Regions from separate parts of the Homo sapiens genome. Here region 2 is linked to region 1. Evidence: chromatin loops called from intact Hi-C (ENCODE). Cell type or tissue: body of pancreas. All regions are shown on one strand. Links, peaks and the distances in the headings refer to the core of each region. The heading gives the core; the rest is flanking DNA.

Region 1 (8,072 bases), core at 4,699-7,198:
CGAGTAGCTGGGATTACAGGTGCCCACCCAGCTAATTTTTGTATTTTTAGTAGAGATGGGTTTTTGCCATGTTGGCCAGGCTGGTCTGGAACTCCTGACCTCAAGTGATCAGCTCACCTTGGCCTACTAAAGTGCTGGGATTACAGGCGTGAGCCACCAAGCCCAGCCCCTTTCTGTCCTTATTCCCTCCCGACCTCACTCAGTCTGTAGCAGCCACATTGCTCCTTGCACAGTCCAGGTGAGCTCGGCCTCTGGATCCTGGGCCTGAATGGTTCTTTTGTCATATGCCTGCGTGCCTCACCCTTCCTTCCTGTCTTAATTTAAAGTGTCAGTATTCTAGTGAAGTCTTCACCGGCCTCAGTGTTAACGTTTACCTCATTCCTTTCCCCTTCTTTGCTTTATTTTAGATTTTTGTGTTTACAAGTAATTCTCCTCTGACACACTCTGGATTTCTCTCATCTGGTTTATTTACTCTCTGTCTCCCTGGATTCGAGTGCCCTGAGGGTGGAAATTTTGATCACTATAATTCACTACTGTGTCCCCAGTACTTGGAATAGTGCCTGGGACAGGGAGGATAGTCCGTGAATCGTTTTTTGTTTTGTTTTGTTCGAGACAGAGTTTTGCCCTTGTTCCCCAGGCCGGAATGCAGTGGTGTGATCTCAGCTCACTGCAACCTCTGTCTCCTGGGTTCAAGCTATTCTCCTGCCTCAGCCTCCCAAGTAGCTGGGATTACAGGTGTGCACCACCACGCCTGGCTAATTTTGTAATTTTGTATTTTAAGTAGAGTTGGGGTTTCACCATGTTGGCCAGGCTGGTCTTGAACTCCTGACCTCAAGTGATCTGCCCACCTCAGCCTCGCAAAGTGCTGGGATTACAGGCATGAGCCACCACGCCCAGCCCTGTGAATCATTGTTGAATGATGAATTGAATCCATAAAGTAAGACCACAAGGATAATGTAATTATCCCCATTTTGCAGAAGAGAAAATTTAGCTTCAGGGTGGAGTTTATTTATTTATTTTTTATTTTTTTTGAGACAGAGTCTTGCTCTGTCTCCCAGGCTGGCGTGCAGTGGCATGATCTCGGCTCACTGCAACCTCCGCCTCCCCGGTTCAAGCGATTCTCCTGCCTCAGCCTCCCGAGTAGGTGGGATTACAGATGCCCGCCACTACACCAGGGTAATTTTTGTATTTTTAGTAGAGACGGGGTTTCACCATGTTAGTCAGACTGGTCTCGAACTCCTGACCTCAGGTAATCCGCCCACCTCGGCCTCCCAAAGTGCTGGGATTACAGGCATGAGCCACCGCACCCGGCCCAGAATCTACTTTCTTAAGGATGAACTGTCAGTAGCATTTTGGCCCCAGTCTACATGACTCTAGAGAGAACTGCTTCTTTTTTCTCTCGTTGATTAACTGTTCATTCCCCATCTGTGTTGTGCCAGGGGTTTCATTATGACTGCATCTGAGAAGTTCTAGTGTATGAGGCAGATGTTGGCTAAATGGCCAGAGGACTGAATGTGAAGGGTCAGGGGAGACAAGGGTTGTGTAGGAGATCATGAAGCTGGGAGACCCTATCCTGGGGTACCTGATGCATCAGTGACGTCTGGGAGGACATCCTGGAGGTGGTGCTGCTGGAGCAGAGACGAGAAGAATAAAAAGAATTGGTCGGGCATGGTGGTTCACGCCTGTAATCCCAGTGCCTTGGGAGGCTGAGGTGGACAGATCACTTAAGGTCAGGAGTTCGAGACGGTGAAACCCCGTCTCTCCTAAAAATACAGAAATTAGCTGGGCGTGGTGGCAGATGCCTGTAATCCTAGCTACTCAGGAGGCTGAGGCAGGAGGATCACTTGAACCCAGGAGCTGGAAGTTGCAGTGAGCTGAGATCACACCACTGCACTCCAGTTTGGATGATAGAGTGAGATCCTATCTTTAAAAAAAAAAAAAAAAAAAAGGTTAACTGAAGATGGGGAAGGGGTGCCCTAGGAGTGGGGCACAACCCAGCAAACACTCCAAGGTGGGAGGGAGCGCGGTGGGGATTAAGACAGGCCACTTCTGTGGCCAAACACTGTGGAAGCTGGGGAGGACCCTGACCTGGCTCAGGTGTTCACAGGCCCCCTCTGGCTGTGTGTGGGGAACAGGTGGTGGAGGACAGGAAGAGTAGGGAGACCAGGAAGGGGCTGCTGTGAGAGTCCTGATGAGGGGACGAGGTCTGGAGCTGTGGGTCAGGCCTCTGCTGGGTGCACAGGACTGAGCCTTTGGGCCACCCTGGGCAGCTGAAGCTAAGGGGTGCGGGTGTTCATAGGCACCTCATAGGCAGTGGCATCTTTGAGCAGGTTTCATAACAGGCGGTTCAGGTACACACAGACCTCCCAGGCCACTCAAGGAAGGTGTTCCAGAGTGGAGCCACTGGGGAATTTTTACATTTTCTAAAATTCTTTTTCTCTTTATAAATATCACCCATATTCATTGTTTAAAATAACAGAACTTCAAATTTGTGAAAATTCTCAACAGAAATTCTCAGTGACGCTTCATCCGGAGGTAAAGGCCATTCCTATTTTGCCATGTTAGCCCAGTGGCTTAGGCCAGACACCTCAGGGTGTTCCTTGGGCCCGCTCTCTCCCTCACCCCCACATCCACTCTCATCAAATCCTCTCGGCTCCACCTACAAAAACTTCCCTGACCCTGGTCCAGCCTCCATCCTTCCCCCAACCTCGCCATCCCGGCAGCTTCCTCCCTGGCCTCCCCGCTCCCCATCTCAGCCAGAGGGAGCCTGGGACCACCTGAGTCAGGCCAGGGCCCTCCTAGCTCAGAGCCCTGCCCTGGTGGCACTTCGCTCCAGATAAAAACCAAAGTCTAGGCCAGGTGCGGTGGATCGTGCCTGTAATCCCACCCAGTACATTGGGAGGCTGAGGTGGGAAGATCACTTGAGGTCAGGAGTTCTAGACCAGCCTGACCAGCATGGCAAAATGTCGTCTCTACTTAAAAATACAAAAATTAGCCGGGTGTGGTGGTGTGTGCCTATAGTTTCAGCTGCCCGGGAGGCTGAGGCAGGAGAATCACTTGAATTTGCAGTGAGGCAGAGGTTTCCGTGAGCTGAGATCACACCACCACACTCCAGCCTGGGTGACAGAGCGAGACTCCGTCAAAAAAAAAAAAAAAACCCAAAGTCTCCAGCAGTCCCTTGTGTCTTCCACTCTCCCTCTGGCTCGCTCCACCCCACCCGCACCACCCACTCTAGAGCGTGAAGGACATTTCTACCTCTGGCCGTCTGCACCTGCCGTTCTTGCTCATCTTTCCAGCCTTGGCTGAAACATCCCCTCTTTTGGGAAGCCTACCCTCCCATGCTCCTTAAGCCTCTTCCCTGTCATATTTTTCTCCATAGCCATCCTCCAGTGTTTCATAGGTACCTGTTCCTTTGTTTGTGGTTGGCCTTCTCCCTGCACAATGAGCACAGCCTGAGGGCAGAGTGCGTCTGTGTTTACACTGAGTCCCCAGCATGAGGCCCAGCTGGGCCCCTGGGAGCTCGGAAACCAATGAATGAATGAATAGTGGGGGCAGAACAGGAAGAGATGCTCTGGGGCCTGAGGTTGGGGCCAGCTTAGGAGAGTCCCAGAGGCCCATCGAGGAGATGCGCTGTGCACAGGGCTGTGGGCAAGGCCTGAGCTCTGCCGGTTGGACTCTGTGACTTTGGGGCCCTTGGCGATGTTGATGCCAGCAAGCGGGGAACTTCTGGGGACAGAGGCAGCCTCTGGGAGCTTGGATGGGGGTGAGGAAGGGGAGGTGGCCAGTGTACGTAGCTACTTCTCCCTTCCGCTGGGCTCAGGAGAGAAGAGAAGGCTGCAGTACAGGCGAGGGAGGGAGATGCGTTTTTCCCAGATGGAGACACTGAAGTCCCTGCACCCAGCACCCAGGCCTCCCTGGCCAGACCCTGATCCCCACGGAGCCCCTCCCCTCACACAGGTCATTGACCACAGTGGCGCCCGCCTTGGTGAGTATGAGGACGTGTCCCGGGTGGAGAAGTACACGATCTCACAAGAAGCCTACGACCAGAGGCAAGGTACGGGCAGGTGGGCGTCGAGGGGTGCGTGGGGGCCAGAGGGAGTATGTGCAGGTATGAGGGCGGGCAGGTTAGACAGGGCCCCTGCAGGGAGGCCAGTGGTGTAGACGGGGGGCCGAGAGCTTGGGAGGATATAGGGGTGAGGCTGGGAGTGGGGACAGACGGAGGCCTGGGGTGGGAATGAGGGCCGGGAGGTGTCAGGGGTATGGGCAGTCAGACGTGGTCGGGGGAGGGCTGGGAAAGTGGAGGGAGTTGAGGGGTAGGTGTGGGGGCTGGGTGTTGTCAGGGTCAGATGGGGGCATGGGGCGGTCGGACGGGGTGTGGAGGGCAGGACAGGTGGAATGCGAGTGGACAGGGTGGCGGTCAGTGAGGGCGCCTGGGACGGATCGAGTGTTGGGGGAGACCGGGGGCCTCAGGGCCGGAGGAGGGCGGAGGAGGAAGGCGGATGATGAAGGCAGATGTGCGCTGAAGGGGTGAGAGACCATGGGTCCTGTAGTGAGGGGTGCAGGCGGCACCCCTTCCATTTACGATTGTGGAGTTGGGGGGCCTAGGAGTCCTGGGAGAGGCTAAGGCTGTGGTGGGAGACCTGGGGCTTGGGTGACAGCCCTTTGTCACCTGGAAGAGAGAGTTCCTCCGTGAACGTGGGCCCCTCGTGGGTGGAGCGTCATCCTGTTAGGCCCGGCCGACACCCCAACTGACCCCAGCCCCCTCTGCCCACAGACACGGTCCGCTCTTTCCTGAAGCGCAGCAAGCTCGGCCGGTACAACGAGGAGGAGCGGGCTCAGCAGGAGGCCGAGGCCGCCCAGCGCCTGGCCGAGGAGAAGGCCCAGGCCAGCTCCATCCCCGTGGGCAGCCGCTGTGAGGTGCGGGCGGCGGGACAATCCCCTCGCCGGGGCACCGTCATGTATGTAGGTGCGTGGCTCGCGGGCCCGGTCCCGGGCTCCAGGGCTCCAAGGCCGGGAGGAAATGTTGGGGGCACAGTGGAGCCTCGGAGACCACGCTCTGCCTAGGGGCGCGGGGTTGGGGGGGACTCGAAACGATCTCAGTCCCTGGAGGTGACGGAACCATCTGCCGACACTGACGGCCCAGAGTGTTTGTGGAGGGAAGTGGGAGGCGCAGGCGGAGTGATCTGTCCAGCGAGGGAGGAAGCAGAAGCCAGAGGCACGCGGCCTGTGCGCTTCGAAGCGTGGGGCAGTGTCAGTCGCGGTGGGGAAACGGGCGGCGTGACCAAGGCAGGAGTGAGGGAACACAGGGGGCTGTGTGAGCCCAGAGGAAGCACCTGGAGGCTGGGAGCATCTGAAGGAAAGGAGGCAGCAGCCAGGTGAAAAGGGAGGAAGAGTTCCCGCCAGAAGGAGTAGCGGGTGCAGGTGAGCAGAGCGCAGGAGGTCCACCTGGGGAAGGGGAGCGGGAGGAGAGGGGAGAAGTGTAGTCAGGGGCATGGGCAGGGCGGCGTCACAGTGGAGAGCAGTGTGGATTTTTTTAAAAAGAACAGGCTAGGCATGATGGCTCACGCCTGTAAACTCAGCACTTTGGGAGAACAAGGTGGGAGGCTTGCTTGAGCCCCGGAGTTGGAGGTTACAGTGAGCTATGATTGTGTCATTGCACCCTAGCCTGGGCAGCAGAGAAAGACCCAGTCTCAAAAAAAAGGCTGGGTGCAGTGGCTCACACCTGTAATCCCAGCACTTTGGGAGGCTGAGACAGGAGGATCACTTGAACCCAGGAATTTGAGACCAGCCTGGGCAACATAATGAGACCCTGTCTCTACAAAAAAAAAAAAAAAAAAATCCCACAAAACTTTTGTCAGTTGTGGTGGTGAGCACCTATAGGTGCCCCAGCTACTTGGGAGGCTGAGGTGGGAGGATGGCTTGAGCCCGGGAGTTGAGGCTGCAGTGAGCTATGATCGCACCACTGCACTGCAGCCTGGGTGACAGAGGGAGACCCTGTCTCCAAAAAAAAAAAAAAAAAAAGATACACGGGGTACATATATGTATTGTTACATGGGTGTGTTGCCTGCTAGTGGGTGGGGACCGGGCTTCTAGTGTACCCATGACCCAAATTGTGAACATCGTACCCAACAGATAATTTTTCAACCCTCACCACCCTCCTGTTTCTGGCATCCCCACTGTCTGGTATTTCCGTCTTTATGCCTGTGTGTACCCATCCCCCAGTCGTCTTCAGCCACTAATTTACGTCTGTCTCTAATTTGCCGATTCTGGATGTTTCATAGGAATAGGATCATGCAGTCTGTGGCCTTTTGTAACTGGCGCCTTCCACTGAGCAGAATGCTTTCAAGTTTCATCCGTGGCATGCCTGTGTCAGTGCCACACTGTTGCCAAATAGTCCTGCATTGAGCGCCTAGACCACAGTGTATCCAGTCACCAGTTAGTGGACATTAGGGTCATTTCCACTTTTTGGCTATTATGAATAATGCTGCTATGAACCTTCTTCTTTTTTTTTTTTTTTTTTTTCTAATTTGAGACAGCATCTGGCTATTGCCCAGGCTGGAATGCAGTGGCACAATCTCGGCCATTTCAGCCTTAACCTCTTGGGCTCAAGCCATCCTCCCACCTCGGCCTCCTGAGTAGCTGGGAATACAGGTACTCATCACCACCCCCGGCTAAAGTTTTGTGGTTTTTTTTGTAGGATGGGATTTCGCCATGTGGCCCAGGCTGGTCTCAAACTCTTCCCGCTCAAGTGATCGTCCTGCTTCAGCCTCCCAAAGTGCTGGGATTACAGGTGTGAGCCACCATGCTAGGCCTGAACATTCTTTTATAAATTTCTGTGTGGCTGGGCATGGTGGCTCATGCCTGTAATTCCAGCACTTTGGGAGGCCAAGGTGGGCAGATCACCTGAGATCAGGAATTTTGAGACCAGCCTGGCCAACATGGTGAAACCCCATCTCTACTAAAAATTCAAAAATTAACTGGGCGTGGTGGCGGGTGCCTGTGATCGCAGCTACCCGGAAGGCTGAGGCAGGAGAATCGCTTGAGCCTGGGAGGCGGAGGTTGCAGTGAGCCAAGATCACACCACTGCACTCCAGCCTGGGCAACCATGCAAGACTCCATCTCAAAAAATAAAAAATACATTTTTATGTGGACATTTGTTTTCATTTCTCTGTGCCTAGGAGTGGAATCCCTGGGCCACATGGTAACACTGTGCTTGACTTTTTTGAGGACCTGCCACACTGCTTCCCACAGCCGCTGCAGCAGTTTTCATTCCCGCCAGCAGTGCAGAAGGGTCCCATTTTGTCCTCATCCTCACCAGCACTTTAGTCTGTCTTTTGCTTACAGTCATCCACTGGGTGTGAAGTGGAACATCATCATGGTTTTGATTTGCACTTCTTTGGCAGCTAATGATGTTGAGCATCTTTGCATGGCCATTTGTGTATCTTCTTTGGAGAAATGTCTATTCAGATCCTTTGCCTTTTGTTTTTTGACACACAGTCTCACTCCGTCACCCAGGCTGGAGTGCAGTGGTGCTCTCAGCTCACTGCATCCTCTGCCTCCCGGGTTCAAGCAATTCTCATGCCTCAGCCTCCCGAGTAGCTGGGATTATAGGTGAGCGCTACAACACCTGGCTAATTTCTGTATTTTTAGTAGAGACAGGGTTTTGCCATGTTGGCCAGGCTGGTCTCAAACTCCTGGCCTCAAGTGATCCACCTGAGCTGGTGGATCTCCCAAAGTGCTAGGATTACAAACATGAGCCACTGCGCCCATCGGTATGTCGGGGTTTGGTTTTGTTTTTTTTCTTTTGAGACGTAATCTCGCTTTGTGCCCAGGCTGGAATACAGTGGCATGATCTCAGCTCGCTCGTTCCAACCTCCGCCTCCCGGGTTCAAACGGTTCTCCTGCCTCAGCCTCCCGAGTAGCTGGAACTACAGGCGCCCGCCACCACACCCGGCTAATTTTTTGTATTTTTAGTAGAGACGGGGCTTCACCGTGTTAGCCAGGATGGTCTCGATCTCCTGACCTCGTGATCCACCCTCCTCAGCCTACTAAAGTGCTGGGATTACAGGCGT
Region 2 (11,497 bases), core at 4,801-7,300, 48 kb after region 1:
CGTCTCTACTAAAAATACAAAAAATTAGCCGGGCGTGGTGGTGGGCACCTGTAGTCCCAGCTACTCGGGAGGCTGAGGCAGGAGAATGGTGTGAACCCGGGAGGCGCAGCTTGCAGTGAGCCGAGATCGCGCCACTGCACTCCAGCCTAGGGGACAGAGTGAGACTCCGACTCAAAAAAAAAAAAATTTTTGGCTGGGTGTGGTGGCTCACTCCTGTAATCCCAGCACTTTGGGAGGCTGAGGCGGGCAGATCACCTGAGGTCAGCAGTTCAAGACCAGCCTGACCAACATGGTGAAACCCCGTCTCTACTAAAAATAAAAAATTAGCTGGGTGTGGTGGCGCATGCCTGTAGTCCCAGCTACTTGGGAAGCTGAGGCAGGAGAATCTCTTGAAACCGGGAAGCGGAGGTTGCAGTGAGCTGATATCACACCACTGCACTCCAGCCTGGGAGGTTGCAGTGAGCTGAGATCGTGCCCCTGCACTCCAGCCTGGGCGACAGAGTGAGACTTCGTCTCAAAAAAAAAAATTTTAAAAAAGAGCAGCTTCTACTGCAGCCTCCTCTTACCCTATTGCCTTCTCTTGCTCTGGTCTCCACTCAAAGCATGCAGCCTTCTGGGTGATTTTGCAGATGGGTCAAAACAGCATACTCAATGTTGCCTCCCAAATAAAAAAACCTACCGACCATTGTACTTCTTTCTTTGTGGTAGGTACTGCAACTTGCAGCAACTTGTCTTTCACCTTAGAAAAGATATCTTTCTTGGCCGGGCGCAGTGGCTCACGCCTGTAATCCCAGCACTTTGGGAGGCCGAGGCGGCGGATCACCTGAGGTCGGGAGTTCGAGACCAGCCTGACCAACATGGAGAAACCCCAGTCTCTACTAAAAATACAAAATTAGCAAGGCGTGGTGGCGCATGCCTGGAATCCCAGCTACTCAGCCGGCTGAGGCAGGAGAATCGCTTGAACCTGGGAGGTGGAGGTTGCGGTGAGCCGAGATGGTGCCATTGCATTCCAGCCTGGGCAACAAGAGTGAAATTCCGTCTCAAAAAAAAAAGAAGAAGAAAAGAAAAAATATCTTTCTTTCTTGCTGGGTGTGGTGGCTCATGCCCGAAATCCCAGCACTTTGGGATGCCCAGGCAGGCGGATTGCCTGAGCTCAGGAGTTCGAGACCAGCCTGGGCAACAAAGTGAAACCCCTTCTCTACTAAAATACAAAAAATTAGCTGGGTGTGCTGCTGTGCGCCTGTAGTCCCAGCTACTTGGGAGGCTGAGGCAGAATTGCTTGAACCCCAGAGATGGAGGTTGCAGTAAGCCGAGATCATGCCACTGCACTCTAGCCTGGGTGACAGAGCGACACTCCATCTCCAAAAAAAAAAAAAAAAAAAAAGTAGAAAAGATATCTTTATTTCCCTCCCTCCCTCCTTTCCCTCTTTCCTTCCTTTTTGAGACAGGGTCTCACTTTGTCACCCAGACTGAAGCGCAGTGATAAAATCACAGCTCAGCAGCTTCAACATCCTGGGCTCAAGTGATCCTCCAATCTCAACCTCCTGAATAGCTGGGACAACAGTTGTGGACCACCATGCCCGGCTAATTTTATAGAGATGAGGTCCTACTCTATTGTCCAGGCTGGTCTCTAACTCCTGGGCTCAAACAATCCTCCCGCCTGAGCCTCTGAAGGGCTGAGATTATAGGCATGAGCCACTGTGCCTGGCCTGAAGATAATTTTAGATCCTTATCAGACTGGAGATGGTACCAGAGGAATCTACATTAACGAGTTTTCTTTTTTTTTTGTTGAGACAGAGTCTCACTCCGTTGCCCAGGCTGGAGTGCAGTGGTGTAATCTCGGCTCACTGCAACCTTCGCCTCCCGGGTTCAAGCGATTCTCCTCCTTCAGCCTCGTGAGTAGCTGGGATTACAGGCGCCACCACCGTGCTCAGCTTTTTTTGTTTTGCTTTGTTTTTTTTGTATTTTTAGTAGGGACGGGTTTCACCATGTTGGCCAGGCTGGTCTTGAACTCCTGACCACAGATGATTTGCCTGCCTCGGCCTCCCAAAGTGCTGGGATTACAGGCGTGAGCCGCCATGCCGGGCCAACAAGTTTTCAAACTAGGCTTCCTCTGCTTTTATTTGGCTTCTCACAAGTTACTACCCCTTTTCCTTTGTTCTATAATTTCTCTAAAAATTTTATGCTTTTTGTTGAAGACGCTGTATAAGCTGGAATTCGAAGCCACCTCTTTGAGAACTACTCATTCCCTGGGTGTCTCCCATGTGTATAAGAAATATACATGTTAATAAGCTTCTGTTTGTTTTTCTCTTATTATCTTTTGTTACAGGGGTACATTCCAACTAGGAACTTATGAGGATTAAAGAAAAAATATTTTTCAGGCCAGGCACCATGGCTCATGCCTGTAATCCCAGCACTTTGGGAGGCCGAGGCAGGTGGATTACCTGGGGTCAGGAGTTCAAGACCAGCCTGGATAACATGGCGAAATCCCGTCTCTACTAAAAATACAAAAATTAGCTGGGTGTGGTGGCATACACCTGTAGTCCCACTACTTGGGAGGCTGAGGCAGGAGAATCACTTGAACCCAGGAGACGGAGGTTGCAGTGAGCCGAGATCGCGCCACTTCACTCCAGCCTGGGCAACAGAGTGAGACTCTATCTCAAAAAAAAAAAAAAAAAAAAAGCCAGGCATGGTGGCTTACACCTGTAATCCCAGCACTTTGGGAGGCCGAGGCGGGCATATTACAAGCTCAGGATTTCGAGACCCGCCTAGCCAGCATGGTGAAACCCCATCTCTACTAAAACTACAAAAAATTAGATGGGCATGGTGGCACGCGCCTGTAATCTGAGCTACTCGGGAGACTGAGGCAGGAGACTTGCTTGAACCCGGGAGGCAGAGGTTGCAGTGAGCCGAGATTGTGCCACTGTACTCCAGCCTGGGCGACAGAGTGAGACTCTGTCTCAAAAATATATATATTTTTCTTCCCCTGTAACCCCCCAAAACTTCACTGAGGTGGGAGGGGGTCGCTGAATTTTGATGGTGACTTTCTCCAATTTTCTCATTCGTACATACCTTACTAAAGCATTTAAAGTACTTGCTATTTGTTGCTCGTCAGGACCAATCAGCATAATGTCATTCTTGTAGCAGACCGATGTGATGGCTTGTGAAATGTCAAAATGATCAAGATTTAGTGGACAATATTGGGGCAAAGAGCAGGAGAACTGCTGTAGCCTGGAAATACCACTCTCAAGGTATACTGTTGGGTCTGCCAATTAAAAGCAAACTGCTTCTGGTGGTCCTTGAAAATTGATATGGAGAAAAAGGCATTAGGCAGGTTAATAGCTGCATACCAATACCAGATTCTGTTGATTTGTTCCAGCAAGCATATTACATCTGGTACAGCAGCTACAATTAGAATAACTATCTGATTATGTTTACAATAGCCCACAGTCATTCCTCAAGTTATTCTTTTTTGACACGCTTATTTATTTATTTATTCATTTTTTCAAGACACGGTCTTGCCCTGCCGTCCAGGCTGGAGTGCAGTGGTGCAATCTTGGCTCACTGCAACCTCCACCTCCTGGGTTCAAATGACCCTTCCACCTCAGCCTCCCGAGTAGCTGGGATCACAGGCATGGGCCACCACACCTGGCTAACTTTTGTATTTTTAAAGAGATGGGATTTCGCCATGTTGCCCAGGCTGATCTCGAACTCTTGAGCTAAAGTGATCTGCCTACCTCAGCCTCCCAAAGTGCTGGGATTACAGGAGAGAGCCACCTTGCCTGGCCGTGATGCTTATTATTTTAAACCACTGTTTTGGGTGGCGGTGTTTTTGAGACAGAGTTTCGCTCTTGTTGCCCAGGCTGGAGCGCAGTGGTGCGATCTCAGCTCACTGCAACATCCACCTCCTGGATTCAAGTGATTCTCCTGCCTCAGGCCTCTCCAGTAGCTGGGATTACAGGTGCCTGCCACCACGCCCGGCTAATTTTTTGTATTTCTAATAGAGACAGGGTTTCCTCATGTTGGCCAGATTGGTCTCGAACTCCAGACCTCGGGTGATCCACCTGCCTCGGCCTCCCACAGTGCGGGGATTACAGGCGTGAGCCACCGTGCCAGGCCTGTTTTTGTTTGTTTTTTGAAACAGTTTCATTCTGTCTCCCAGGCTTGAGTGCAGTGGTGCGGTCTTGGCTCACTGCAACCTCCACCTCCCAGGTTCAAGCAATTCTCCTGCCTCAGCCTCCCGAGCAGCTGGGATTACAGGCATGTGCCACCATGCCCAGCTAATTTTTGTATTTTTAATAGAGATGGGGTTTCACTATGTTGGCCATGCTAGTCTCAAATTCCTGGCCTCCAGTGATCCACCGGCCTTGGCCTCCCAAAGTGCTGGGAATTACAGGGGTGAGGCACCGCACCTGGCCTTGGGTGTTTTTTAATATAACAAAAGCTAATTGACATAGGGACATGCATTTCTGCTTCACCAAAGTCCCCACCAACCCCTATTGTCTTCCATCTATTTCACTTACTCCTATTTCTGGCATGGTCCTTGTAGGCATTTGAGTTTGCCACTCATGGATAGGGCCTGGCATGGCAAACTGCCTGGACCTTCCGCACTGCTCCCTACCATCACCCTCCAATCCCAGTTCCTGGGAGGGAATCCCGGGTCTCATTCCACCCATTTCTCCTCCCCAGCACCTTCCCCAGTTCCTGCCCACCATCATCTTCTCGCTTCTGGCTCACTGCACCCATCTCTTCTCTGTTCTCCGTGTATACAGCTGTAATCATTATCTAGTTAATTGCTCCGACTCTGAGAGAGTAATAAAATTTCTCTTATCTCAACACAAAGTCTTTGGTTACAGCCTGGACAAGTTTCCTGGATTAAGCTCCAAGGTGCCAGGAAGTCTGGAACAATATCTCCATATCAAAAACAATGAAGCAGCTGGCACAGGGGCTCACGCCTGTAATCCCAGCCTGGGCGACAGAGCGAGTCCTTGTCTCTAAACAAAACAAAACAAAAACTGCTGCTGCCATAGCACAGGTCTCATTTAGGAATGGTTTTGTCAACTTGCGGGACAAATGAGCTCAAACTCAGTATAAATGGCCAGCTGGGGGATGCCATCTCTGCTGCTCTGTATCGGTTTACATGAGGACTTAGCTGCTAGAACAAAAAAGCACCAACATATGTGGTTTAAAGAACACAGAATTGCCAGGCATGGTGGCTCACGCCTGTAATCCCAGCACTTTGGGAAGCTAAGGCGGATGGATCACTTGAGGTCAGGAGTTCAAAATCAGCCTGGCCAACATGGTGAAATCTCGTCTCTACTAAAAATACAAAAATATTAGCCGGGCATGGTGGCGGGTGCCTATAACCCTAGCTACTCAGGAGGCTGAGGCAGGAGAATTGCTTGAACCTGGGAGGTGGTGGTTGCAGTGAGGTGAGATCGAGCCACTGCACTCCAGCCTGGGCAAGACTCCGTCTCAAAATAAATAAATAAATAAATAAATAAAAACAGAATTTACATACCAACGGATCTCAATATAGGGGTCTTATTTGGATCTTGATATAAACAAATATTTTAAAATTTATGACTTTTTTTTTTTTTTTTTTTTTTAGACAAGGTCTCACTCCAGCCTGGGTGAGGTGACAGAGTGAAACTATGTCTCAAAAAAAAAAAAAAAAAAGAGTCCTTATATCTTAGAAACACATAAACACATACTCATTTTTTTTTTTTGGTGGCATGGTGTGATGTATAGTGTATTAGCTATCTATTGCTAAGTAACAAATTTTACCCCCAAATGTAGCAGTTCAGTTGACTTTCTCTTGAGAGGGAGTCTCATTCTGTCGCCCAGGCTGGAGTGCAGTGGCACGATCTTGGCTCACTGCAACCTCCGCCTCCCGGATTCAAGCGATTCTCCTGCTTCAGACTCCCGACTAGCTGGGATTACAGGCGCCCGCCACCACGCCCTGCTAATTTTTGTATTTTTAGTAGAGATGGGATTTCGCCATGTTGGCCAGGCTGGTCTCGAACTCCTAAATTCAGGTGATCCGCCAGCCTCACCTTCTCAAAGTGCTGTGATTACAGGCATGAGCCACGGTGCCCGGCCACGCAGTTCAGAACAATACTTATTTATTATCTCAGTTTCTGCGAGTGTAGAATGTGTGGATGGTTCAGCCCTGCCACAATCACACAGCGGGTGGGAAGACCACAGGAGTTGCGGGTTGTAGGTGGGAAGGGGACCTGCCCTCGGGCGGACTTTGGTGCCGCTCTGCTGCCATCTTGTGGCGGGCACAGAAACAACTGCCCTTTCCACCTGGTCCTTCCCATACTCTAACCATTCTTGGTATTTTAGAACTTGCTATTCAAAATTTTTAGTTTTTATTCTCCCAGTTGCTGAACAGATGATAAAGTCACATGGTTTAAAATTCATGAGGATAAACAGGGTCTTCCTCTCCCTGGGGACTCTAGGTTTCTTTCCAGGGGAACTATTCTATGTTATTTCTTTTTTTCTTTTCTTTTTTTCTTTTTCTTTTTCTTTTTTGAGATGGAGTCTCGCTCTGTTGCCCAGGCTGGAGTGCAGTGGTGCGAACTCGGCTCACTGCAACCTCCGCCTCCTGGGTTGAAGCGATTCTTCTGCCTCAGCCTCCTGAGCAGCTGGGATTACAGGCGTGCACCACCACACCCGGCTTTTTTTTTTTTTTTTTTTTTGTATTTTTAGTAGAGAAGGAAGTTTTACCATGTTAGTCAGGCTGGTCTCAAACTCCTGACCGCAGGTTATCCGCCCGCCTCGGCCTTCCAAAGTGCTGGGATTACAGGCATGAGCCACCGCGCCCAGCCACTTACTTGTTTCTTGTGTATCTTTCTGGGAAAAGTTCATGTATATACAAAAGCAAACAACACACACATACACGACCAACAACAACAAGAGCACCCCCCAAAACATGCCCAGCCTTTCCCAGTAATAAAAGGATAATTTGTTCCTGGCCAGGTGTGGTGGCTCACACCTGAAATCCCAACATTTTGGGAGGCTGAGACAAGAGGACCACTGAAGCCCAGGAATTGGAGACCAGCCTAGGAAACACAGTGAGATCCCTTCTCAACAAAAATAAAAATAAAAAAATTAGCTGGGCGTGGTGGCCCATGCCTGTGGTCCCAGCTACTGGGAAAGGCTGAGGTGAGGGAATCACTTGGGCCTGAGAGGCAGAGGTTGCAGTGAGCCAGGATTGCACCACTGCACTCCACCCTGGGTGACAGAATGTGACCCTGTCTCAAAAATAAAAAATAAGGCCGGGTGCGGTGGCTCACGCCTGTACTCCCAGCACTTTGGGAGGCCGAGGCAGGCGGATCACGAGGTCAAGAGATCGAGACCATCCTGGCTAATGCGGTGAAACCCTGTCTCTACTAAAAATACAAAAAATTAGCCAGGCATGGTGGCGGGTGCCTGTAGTCCCAGCTACTTGGGGGGCTGAGGCAGGAGAATGGCGTGAACCCGGGAGGCGGAGCTTGCAGTGAGCCGAGATTGCGCCACTGCACTTGGGCCTGGGTGAAAGAGCCAGACTCCATCTCAAAATAAATAAATAAATAATAAAAAATAAAAAAAGGTTAGTTATTATGATCCTGCCAGCATCTCAGCTACATGAATGCGTGGAGTTTTTCAGTATTGTTCCCTGCTGATCTCCAGTGTCTGGAACAGTGCCTGACACACAGTAGGTGCTCAGGAAATATATTTCAGTTCGTAATGATGGGAAATGTCAAACACACAAAAACACAGCAAGTAGAATAATGAACCCCCTGTACCTATCACCGAGCCTCAGCAAACTTGCCTCATCTATACCCCACCCACCTTTTCCCCTCAATGGATTTTTAAATCAAAGCCAAGGCATCATCATATCCTTTCATCCATGAATACTTCAAATTCTATCTCTAAGAGACAACTCCATATCACACCTAAACAATTAACATGAATTCCTTAATACAACTAAATATCCAGTCAGGGTTCAATACCCATTTTTTTCCATTGGGTCATATAATATTTTTTGTTTGTTCAAAACATAAATATATTATTTGATTACTTGTTCAAATCAGTATCAATAAATACTGTTCCAGGCATAGTGGCACATCACGATAGTCCCAGCCACTCAGGAGGCTGAGGCAGGAGGACTTCTTTTTTTTTTGAGACAGGGTTTTGCTCTGTTCCCCAGGCTGGAGTTCAGTGGTGTGATCATAGCTCACTGTAGCCTTGATGTCCAGGCTCAAGTGATCTTCCCACCTCGGCCTCCCTAGTAACTTGGACCACAGGTGCACATCACCATACCTAGCTAATTTTTTTATTTTTATTTTTGTAGAGATGGGGGTCTCACTATGTTGCCCAAGCTGGTCTTAAACTCCCAGGCTCCAGTGATCCTCCTGTCTCGGCCTCCCGAAGTGCTGAGATTACAGGCGTGAGCCACTGTGCCTGGTCAAATGTGACTACTACTTTTTTTTTTTTTTTTTTTTTTAGACAGTCTCACTCCATTACCCAGGCTGGAGCACAGTGTTTCGATCTTGGCTCACTGCAATCTCTGCCTCCTGGGTCAAGCAATTCTTGTGCTTTAGCATCCTGAGTAGCTGGAATTACAGGTGTGTGTCACCACACTCGGCTAATTTTTGGATTTTTAGTAGAGACAGGGTTTCGCCATGTTGGCTGGCTGGTCTCGAACTCCTGACCTCAGGTGATCTGCCTGGCTCAGCCTCCCAAAGTGCTGGGATTAGTGGTGTGAGCCACCGCATCTGGCCCAAATGCGATTTCTTGAAGCTCTCCCTTACCTCAAAGAACAGAGTCTGGCTCTTCCATTCTGACAGTAAGCACAGGTCTATCATTGCCTTCAGTTGCCTTCAGGACCACTGGGGTCTGTTGCAGTCACTTTAGGGGATTGAGTCTTTGGCCACCTCTCAGAGTCCTTGAACAGTCTCAGCCAGCTGCTTAGGTTGAATGATCAAAGCAGCAAGTCCTGGCTTCACTGAACCAAAAATGTCCCTTCCAGAATTGGAAGCTGTTCTGGTGTTTTCTGCACAAAAGTGTAAACATAGATTCAAGTTCCAGTGCTTTCTGCATCCAACAGAATTCCATAGAAGGCCCTGGCTCTGACCTCGATGGAATGCATGGAAGACAGGAAGATACTCTTAAACCCAGCCTGCTGCAAACACAGGTTACTTCCAGCACGAAAAAGTTACACCCGAGGAGGTGGCCATTCTCTTCTCAAGAGGTGGTGAGTCTAGGCCCTTCTTGCAGAAGCAGAGCTGCACATACACATCTTTTTTTTTTTTTTTTTTTTTAAGACACGGTCTTGGTCTGTTGCCCAGGCTGGAGTGCAGTGGTGCAATCTCAGCCTTCTGGTTTCAAGCAGTCCTCCCGCCTCAGCCTCCTGAGTAGCTGGGACTACGGGTGCATGCCAGCACGTCTGGCTAATTTTTGTATTTTTTGTAGAGATGAGGTTTTGCCGTGTTGCGTATGCTGGTCTTGAACTCCTGGGCTCAAGCTATCTGCCTGCCTCAGCCTCCCAAAGTGCTGGGATTACAGACGTAAGCCATCATGCCCGGCCAAATTCCTTATCCTTATCTCTTTCTCTCTCTTTTTCTTTTTCTTTTTTTCTTTTTTGTTTGTTAAGACAGGGTTTCACTCTGTTGCCCAGGTTGGAGTACAAGAGGCAGGATCACAGCTCACAGCAGCTTCGAACTCCTGGGCTCAAGTGATCCTCCCTCCTCAGCATCCTGAGTAGCTGGGACTATAGGTGTGCCACTACACCTGGCCAATTTTTAAATTTTTTGGAGATAGTGTCTTGCTGTGTTGCCCAGGTTGGTTTTAACTCCTGGCCTCAAGCGATCCTTTCACTGGCCCCTCCCAAAGTGTTGGGATTATAGGAATGAGACACTGCACCTGACCTCCTTATTATTCTCTTTTTTTTTAGACGGAGTCTCGCTCTGTCACCCAGGCTGGAGTGCAGTGCTGCGATCTCGGCTCACTGTAACCTCTGCCTCCCAGGTTCAAGCGATTCTCTTGTCTCAGCCTCCCGAGAAGCTAGGATTACAGGTGCACGCCACCACGCCTGGCTAATTTTGAATTTTTAGTAGAGACAGGGTTTTACCATGTTGGCCAGGCTGATCTTGAACTCCTGACCTCAGGTGATCTGCCCACCTTGGCCTCCCAAAGTGCTGGGATTACAGGTGTGAGTCACCGCACCCGGCCCCTTCTCTTTTAAAGTAGAAAAAAAAAAGCCACCCACCAGAGACATAAATGGCAATGCATGCATCAGGCATGGTGCTAGGAACTTTATACACATGTAATCCTTTCAAAAATAGCTCTTTTAAGTAAGAAAAATATGACCCCTCCCCATATTAAATGAACAAGGGATATGAACATACAAGTAATTTATTCAATTAACAAATATTTATTGAGCACCTACTATATTTTAGGCACTGTGCTAAAATCAATTCCAATGGTCAACAAATATGTGAACAAATGGTAATCATTATTGAAGGAATGCAAATGTACAAAAAGTGACTTTTCCATTTTTCACCTATTCAATGGTCTATATTCAAAATAAATGATTCTCCAGGATTGGATGAGCGTGGCTTTGGGATCTCTTCTACTGTAGGTAGATGTACAGCTGCATAATCTTCCTGAAGGCACTTGAGCAATGTCTATAGAATGGCTTAAAATGCATACATATCTTAAAAATGGCCAACCAGGAGCAGGAAGCACTCCTAACAACCTGATTGTGGTTTCCAAATGCCATTTGGGAAAGTACCAAAATACCTAAAGGAAAGAAGAGGGCTCCTTGGAAAATGGCGACTTAAAGGTGAGAGACAGGAAATGAACAAGATGAACTTGGAACATCTTGTGGTGGCAGACGGGGCAAATAATCAAAGAGGACTGGGTCATAGCAAAAGGACACAGGAGCCAACTGGAAGAGGCTCTTCCACACCCAACATGGAGGCATTTGAGCATCACTGAGGGTGCAATTTAAATGGATTGAAACACATTAAACATCACACACACACACACACACACACACACACACACACACACACACACCTGCATCTAAATGCATCAGCTACCATGGCAGAATGCTGGGGGAGCCAATTCATTATTATTATTTCTGAGACAGTTTCGCTCTTGTCACCCAGGCTGGAGCGCAGTGGCGCGATCTCGGCTCACTGCAACCTCCGCCTCCTGGGTTCAGGCAATTCTCCTGCCTCAGCCTCCCAAGTAGCTAGGATTACAGGCACGCGCCACCACGCCTGGCTAATTTTTGTATTTTTACTAGAGATAGTATTTCACCATTTTGGCCAGGCTGGTCTCGAACTCCTGACCTCAAGTAATCTGCCTGCCTCGGCCTCTCAAAGTGCTGAGATTACAGGCATGAGCCACCCTGCCTGACCTCAACTCATTATTATGAAAACCAGTAAAGAGAAAGAAGCATTTATCCTGCAATTCTTTTCTTTTCCTTTTTCCTTTTTTT

What was found. Peaks named below come from ENCODE experiments on the same cell type or tissue, not always from the same donor. Only the 100,000 strongest peaks of a DNase experiment are listed, where the experiment ranks them.
Region 2: it touches region 1 in a loop (3-fold over the local background); 104 of 110 quality-filtered maps call a loop at or near these places.

What each region holds. Positions count from the first base shown.
Region 1 is chr19:36,116,753-36,124,824 of GRCh38, forward strand. TBCB (tubulin folding cofactor B) reads left to right here. Exons shown (of 6, transcript NM_001281.3): 3 at 3,958-4,054; 4 at 4,775-4,966. Among named protein-coding and RNA genes, the nearest start is that of TBCB, 5.3 kb to the left of the region's middle. In body of pancreas, for the core only: no CTCF peak of the experiment used is centred there; no DNase peak of the experiment used is centred there.
Region 2 is chr19:36,164,628-36,176,124 of GRCh38, forward strand. No RefSeq gene overlaps it. Among named protein-coding and RNA genes, the nearest start is that of COX7A1, 18 kb to the left of the region's middle. In body of pancreas, for the core only: a CTCF peak has its summit at 6,272 (motif pointing left); a DNase peak (open chromatin) is centred at 6,254; H3K27ac peaks cover 1,061 bases.